Linked DNA regions of Mus musculus: region 1 is linked to region 2. Evidence: chromatin contacts called from ENCODE Hi-C or POLR2A ChIA-PET data. All regions are on one chromosome and are shown on one strand. The core of a region is the stretch at or near the end of the contact, and the rest is flanking DNA. Distances in the headings are between cores, read along the strand shown. Region 1 overlaps Gm31610 (a long non-coding RNA gene). Region 2 holds the start of Tbl1xr1 (transducin (beta)-like 1X-linked receptor 1).

The links. A loop is a pair of places that touch in the nucleus more often than their neighbours do. ChIA-PET counts read pairs that join two places held with the same protein, here RNA polymerase II (POLR2A).
Region 1: a map of left cerebral cortex shows a loop between it and region 2 (3-fold over the local background). The contact joins the enhancer-like site here to the promoter of Tbl1xr1 in region 2. A Hi-C loop is called at or near these places in 9 of 37 maps with a recorded cell type or tissue (gastrocnemius, heart and left cerebral cortex). POLR2A ChIA-PET finds 5 or more read pairs at or near these places in 1 of 5 experiments (Patski).

What each region holds. Positions count from the first base shown.
Region 1 is chr3:21,477,988-21,481,367 of GRCm38, reverse strand. The region is part of intron 1 of Gm31610 (a long non-coding RNA gene); the gene reads left to right. Among named protein-coding and RNA genes, the nearest start is that of Gm31610, 10 kb to the left of the region's middle. Within about 2 kb of position 2,072, at least 1 of the 3 ENCODE cell types and tissues checked has a DNase peak (open chromatin) inside an H3K27ac peak, as active enhancers do; it is heart, where a contact is called at or near this core.
Region 2 is chr3:22,074,752-22,078,326 of GRCm38, reverse strand. It overlaps Tbl1xr1 (transducin (beta)-like 1X-linked receptor 1), which reads right to left and starts at 1,675. Exons shown (of 16, transcript NM_030732.3): 1 at 1,373-1,675.

The DNA.
Region 1 (3,380 bases), core at 823-3,322, 600 kb after region 2:
AGCTACATGAACCATTGCAATATCTGTTTTGCAGAAAAAGAAAAAATACAAAGGGCTCAACTTCTAGATCCATGGCCCCACCTAGAAATTTATAGTAAGGAAAATATGGTGAGGGTCAGAGAATAGAAGATTACTAAAAAATAACATTAAGGGGAAGAACACTGGAACTAAACCTACCTAAAAGCAATCTTACTGAGGGCAGTCCCAGCAATTAGATGCTTTTTCAGGAATGCTGAGGGCATCAATCTGATCAGGTATCAGTGATACTCAGATAATAAAGGTGATCTGATATAAGAGACCAGAGAGTTGATGGGCTCTTGTTAACTAAATTTAAAAGCAATTTTACTAAAACTGAATTTTATGAGGAAATACTACCAATAAGTATAGCGGATAATTTAAGAACATAATGAGAAACATATTAAACATAGGCTGGAGCTATGGATCAGTTGATAGAGTGGTGGACTAGCATGCAAAAGGCCCTGCAATTCATAAACTAATTTTGTAGATGGATACCTGTAGTCCCAGACCTGAGATATGGATGCAGAATGATTAGAAGTTCAGGGTAAGTATGGATTATATAGTAGTGAGTTTGAGGCTAATCTAGGGTACATGAGACCCTGCCTCAAAACAAAATAAATCAAACAATGCAACCTCTAGTTAAAGTGTTTAACTGAAGCATCTTTTTGTCATCATTTGGAAGGTACCAACCTCCTGATGTGAGAGAGTCTAGAAAGGCCTGTTGAGGGGATATTGGTATCTTGGTAGTATACCACTTGGTAGTATTTCACTGGAAACTACTAGAGTCTCAGAGTGTGAAATGACAGAATTTAATTAAGAGTGCCTAAGATAATACGAAAGCTACTTTTTCTCTGACTATAAAGGAGTGGACAGGTTGGACATGCAGAGAAGAAGGTATTGCAATGATCCTCCAAAGTGAAAGACAGCAAATTATTCTGACTTAACTACAAATGTACTTCATGGAGCAAGACAAGCGATTAGATACAGGGTTCCAGGGGAAGAGAGAATCAGGAAGGGGAGAGACTTCAGGGAAGAGCTTAGAGTTCAACCTTGAGTCTGAGTGTTGCAGCTGTGTAGCCTACTAGGACAACTTTGGCTTCCAGTACCTACTAAGAGCTGCCACTGCCAAATGAATGTAAGGGACAGTATCTGAAAGAATTTTTTTTAATTTTGATTGTTTTAATTGGTTAGGGTCTGAAGTATACCTGTCTGACCTCAAACTTCCTATGTAACCTTGAACTTCTGCTCCTCCTGCCTTTACTGCCTGAGTTCTGAGACTACTGACTTTGGCCACCACACTGTGTGTGGTGCTGTGGACAGAATCCAGGGATTTGTGTATGCTAATCAAGTATTCTACCAACTAATCCCCAACCCAGCCCTTAAGGCTATCCTTTGTCTTTGAAACAATTGTTCCTTTAATAAGTTTACACAACCCTTAAATTACCCTTAGCCATTTCTTCTTCTCTTCCTCTTTGTTTCTTTTTAATTTTTTCTTTCCTCTATTTTTTAAAGACAGTTAACAGTTAGCTGTCATCATGTGAGGGCAGGCCAACTCCTAAATTGAGATTAGCCCGTTCATTTAGTGCAGGGACTGAGCTTTTAAATAAAATATTAGGTAATGGATGTACCAGGAACAAACTAAAAAAGATGCCAGCTTTTCTTACTGATTTCAGTTTTATCCTCTAGTGTCTCCCACTGAAAGAAAGTCATGAGGCCACATGACCCAGCACTGTGGGGCCAGAACTGGGCTTTGCTCTTCAGGGCTCCAAATTGTTCCCTTAAGTAAACTGAATTACACCACAAGCCGGTCTCATCACTGAAGGCTGCACAAGAGCTTCTTGTACCTTTTTAAAAGGCAGAAAGTGCCACATAGCCTTTCAAAGTGCTAACAGCCTGCTTCCTACAGCCATCTGCATTGGCAGACCCTGAGAAGCAGAGCAGGGCAGACCCAGATGGAGCAGAGCAGACCCGGGGGTGGGGGACAGTGTGTGGGAACTGGTGAAGGCAAATTCTGTCCACGTGGGAGCCAAGCCCAGTCCAAAGAGATTTCTATCACATGTTTTCTTTCCTTTGCCTGTGTTGACACATTTCTTTCTGAAAGCAGCCAGAGATTTTAATGGGTGTTTTCATAGAGTGAGTTCCTGACCCCTCCCGGTTCAACACTAGGGAGCTTTAAACAGGATGGAAAATGAACACAAACAGGAATATGTTGGGAAGATACAGTAGGGAAGAATTCTGTGGCTCCCTGTGCCAGTACAAATGCCTGCTTAATTAGAAAAATCAATCTTGGCTGTCCAGGTGACAGATAGGAATCCTCTTTTGGAGGTGAGAAAGTCCAGTCATGGTGAGATAATTTTTTCCCATTACTAAAGGCAGCCTAATGTATGTCTCTAAGCAGTTTGGCTTAGAAGAACTTGTTAAAAACCACCACATTCCTCCTCCCGTTAATTGAATCTTGGTGAAGCGGGGGAGGGAGAACGGGGCAGCTTGCATTAAAAAAAAAAAAAAAAAAAAAAAACCTCTTTAAAGATACCCAAGTTCTGAGAGATGATTTCATAACTGTTATCAAAGGAATGGCAGTGTTTTGATAAGGACCAGAATGGAAACTGTCTGTCCATGCTTATAAAACACTAACTTGAGAGGTTTTGCCTTGCTAGAGAAAATGATTGAAGATGTTGAGTCATCTGCTCTCTGTGACAGACTAGAGGTCTAGGATTCTCTCTGGATGGATAAGGAAACAGCAGCCCACAGGGCTGGTGCACTGGCAACCAAATCCGAATGAGTGTGCTTGCTTGGATGTCCTTTCTCAGGTGCCTTCTGCTTTTTGCTTGAGATGGGAGCACTCATTTGTCTAGTAATTTCCAAGTAGGCAAAACTAATTGTTCAGTGAGCTGGGTATCTACCTTCCACTATATCTCCTTTCACCATTCACTGCTGAAGTAAAAAATGTACACTCTACACCCATTTTATATGGTTTTCTTATATGGGTTCTGGGGATCTGCTTTGCCAGTTGATTCTGGGATTTCAGAGTTTAGCCTGATCACAGCTGCATGTATAGTGACTCCAAGAGCCAGAGAGTAAAGTTGTCTCTCCCCCAGGTCTCTCTGTATGTCCCAGACACCTCGTGGATTCTTTAAAGGAGGCTATGATGGCACCTGAGCTGGCTGTTTTCTTTCCTACTACAGTGTGGGTTTCTGTGACAGCCTTGGATCTCTTTGAGTAGTTGGTTTAAGCTCCATCCAAGACACAAGGTTCACAGCACGTGGCAGTGGAGCCATACTTTCCTGCTTCTGGACTGATTTGCCTCCAGTCTGAAATGTAAAACACCTGTTTTAGCTGTGGCTCCACTTCTGTTTTCTTGG
Region 2 (3,575 bases), core at 426-2,925:
TTTGGGAAGTTTGCCATTAACTCCCACGATTCAATCCAACTGATACACAGTGTTTTTGTGCAGATAAAGATGCCCTACTTCCCCAGACTATAAACTTATTAAAGTGGCGAGAACATACAGTCCCAGGAAGTCAGGATTACTGAAGTGCTCCAATAAGCATGGGTCTTATTTAACAAAACTGAACGTGAATCACACAGGGAAACCCAAAACTCATTTACTACCTTCAATGGGCCACCAAGATACTGCAAAGCACTTTAGCTAAGTTAAATCAGTAAGACATGGCCTTGTATTGTTTTACACTGATGGGGGGCTTTCAATCTCAAGATTCAAACTAGAAATAACACATCATTTCATCCACCGTACTTTATTAACATGTTTAGACCAGCATAAGGTTCTTATATGGAAAAACAAGAAAGCCAACAGTAAACTTCCCTAATTAACTGTAAATGGCATATAACCCTTCACCCTGGGGCCGATAAAGTCCAACCAAGGTTTTAAGAAAACTCCAGACTGTTAAAGAAATGTAATGTTTAGCTATGTTCCAACTCTTCTGTGTGATCACCAAATTATTTTCAGTGTTGGGTAACCTAACAAAGAGAGCGTTTCTTAAAAGCCACCCAACCCAAATGTTACACAGAACAGACCATTTTCACAACCTAAATTTAATCCAAATTGAGAACTTCCAAAATTACCGAACACTCTAACACATGCATGATTCGCCTCGAGCTGCCTTTCAACGTGGAATTACACTTAAATGAAAGTCAGCCCCTGTTCCAAAAAAAAAAAAAAAAAAAAAAAAAAGACATCGGTTGCAAAGAGGAAGTCACCCAGCAAACACTCACAACGTGGCTCTATACTGTCAGAAGATAATGTGACTTGTGTGCCACCCCGAAACTTACCAGGAAGCTGGCAATAAGTTTGCCAACTGTATACACTTCTGACCCAACTTTACCGAGGCTGTGGCCAGGGCCTCCTCGTGGGGAGGCCACAGGCACAAGGTGCCCACACTCGCGTCCTGAGTGAGCGAGGCCCGGCCGCGCCCCTCCCCCGCCCGCGCCCCAACAGCCGCCCGCGGTCCCCGCCGCCGCCCGGGGTCTCCGCGCGCCACAGCCCGAGGGGTGCGCGACCGGGCGACTGCAGCCCGCGCGCCCGAGCGCGGACCAGCACCCATCCTGAGCCCTGGCCGCTCCCCCGCTATGTGAGCACAGGGCGGCTGCGGCCCCGCATCCAGCCTGCGCCCCCAAGCCCGCTCGCCTGGGCCCAGTGCCTCCCGCAGCCACCCCGACCCGGGGGGGCAGCACGTGAGCGCAGCCGCCCCTCCCCCGCGCCCAGGCCAAGTTCGCGGCGCCCGCAGCCCCGGGCCCGCGCTCACCTGCTTGGCGACGCTGTCCCCTCCAGGACGCGCGGCGCTCCCCTCCTGGCCGCCGTCGGCACCCCGAGGCGCCCTGGGGTGCGGGCGCTGACAGCCGGGCAGCGGGTCCGGCGGGGGAGGGGCGCGGGGGCAGGGCGCAGCACCGAGGCAGGAGGGGAGCTGTTACTAAGGGAGAGAGCCAAGCGCGCGAGCGGCCAACGGCTCCGGCTCGGCACCGGGGAGCGCGGGGACCAGCCAGGCACAAATGAGCTCCGGGCCCGCGGCGGCGACGGCCGCGCAGCAAAACAAACCCGAGCGGCCTGCGCCCGGCGCGCGGGGAGGGAGGAGGGAACAGGGAGCGAGGAGGGGGAGGGGTAGAGGGGGAGGGGGTGGAGGGGGAGGGGAGGAGGACCCGAGGAGGGGGAGGGGAGACGAGGGGAGCGGAGGGGTGGGGCGCGCCCGGAGGGGGAGGGGAGGAAGTGAGGAGGACCCGGGAGGGGGAGGGGAGCGGAGCCGGGTGGTGGAAGAGAAGGAGAGCTGGGCGGGGGAGGGGAGCCTGGAGGAGGAGTGGGGAAACGGGTTGTGGAGGGGGAAGGGAGCCCCGAGAAGGAGAGGCGAGGGGGAAGGGAGCCTGAGCCTGGGAGGGGGAGGGGAACCTCGACGGGGAGGGGGACCTGGGAGGGGGAACTTAGAGGGAGGAGCGCCGGAGTGGGGGAGGGGCGCGGCGGAGGGGCGGGGCCGCGGTGGAGGCAGCGCGGCGGTGGCGGTGGGGGTGGCGGCCGACGAGCCGTTCCACACTCGGCTTCCTCACTCGCTCCGCTCTCCCTCCACCCAGCCTCCCTCGCTCGCTCGCGGCGCTGGGGGCTGGGCTCGCCGCGCATTCGTTCCAGAGCCCGCAGCCGGGGCTGTCCCGCTGCCTGGGTGGCGCTTGAGTCCCTTCGCCCGCAGCAATCCCGCGAGCCGCGGCCGCTCCGATCCCCGGAGGCGGCCGGCAGCTGCGGGAGCTCGGCGCGGGCTCCACATGGACTCCGCGTTCAAAGTGCCGCACACTTGGATGCGCGTAAACACGCCCGCTCCGGAGCGTACCTGGAAAGGTGCTTCGCCTGCCGTGAGCGAGTTCTAGGATGGGACCCGGAGCACCGCGCGTGGGGAGACGCGCAGCGCGCACGGCGAGAGGGGTTTGGTGAAAACGCAAAGCTGAAATTGAAGTTGTGCGCCCAAATGTGCGACTTGTCTGCGGGTCTTTTGGGAAGGTTTGATGGATCAGTTCTCATTGCGCGAAAATAAAGCCATAGACAGAATGAATGTTCACTAAGTGTGCACCGCGGTGTGATATCCACGGGAGTTTATATTATCTACTTTCTGCATGCGTCTGGCACGTGAAGGCGGTTTCTGAAGTACAGTTTGGCTGCCCAATAATGTCAAAATGTGGCTGCCGGAGCGCCGAGGATTTTTAAAATACTGCGGTGACCTTCCTGAGCCTTTCAGAAACCTGGGCTGTAAGAGGCACCCTTCCTTTTAATTCTAGCATATATCTTGAAACTCTGCTTTTTTGTTACTATCTTTAAAAATACTTTGCAACCTTCTTTGGTGAAAGGTTCTAGTTTCAAGTTGTCAAAACATTTGGAAACGTGTATTCCTGTCAAGCAGTGGTCTTCCTTTAGTGCTTCAAAGATAAATTTTCAAACAAAGTATCATTTGAAGTAACTTTCACAGCTATAGACTGTGCAGCCTAACAAACTCCGAGACTAGATTAGATTTGGTTCAGCCAAGGTCAATGACTCTCCCCTGTTGGCCCCTCCCTGGAGGCGGTTACCTATTTTGACAGGCGTAGCTGGAAGGTGGAAAGGCACCAAAGAAAGTCTATGGAGTTGCAAACGCCCTTTCTACCAGAAAAGTTCAAAGCTTGAGCCTGGGTGTCCCCGGAGCTATTGTCACTTGTGAAAGAGGGAATGTTAGATTAAACAATGTCACCTGATGGGAATGTAGATTATACTGGGTTTCCAAAACACTTCTGTCCAGTTAAGGGAAACAGCACTGAGGAAGCCAAAGACGAGGCCTGCCTCCGTCCTTCAGCTGCCCAGAGCATTTAGTATCTTACCATTGTGTAAGAGCTGTCCACTTACGGTATGCTGTTTGCTCAACATAAACCTCACACTGCAATGCAGGTTCTTTGTCCGAAACGCCCATTAAAATGGTGGGATGGGTGGGGAAAGCTGGTTCC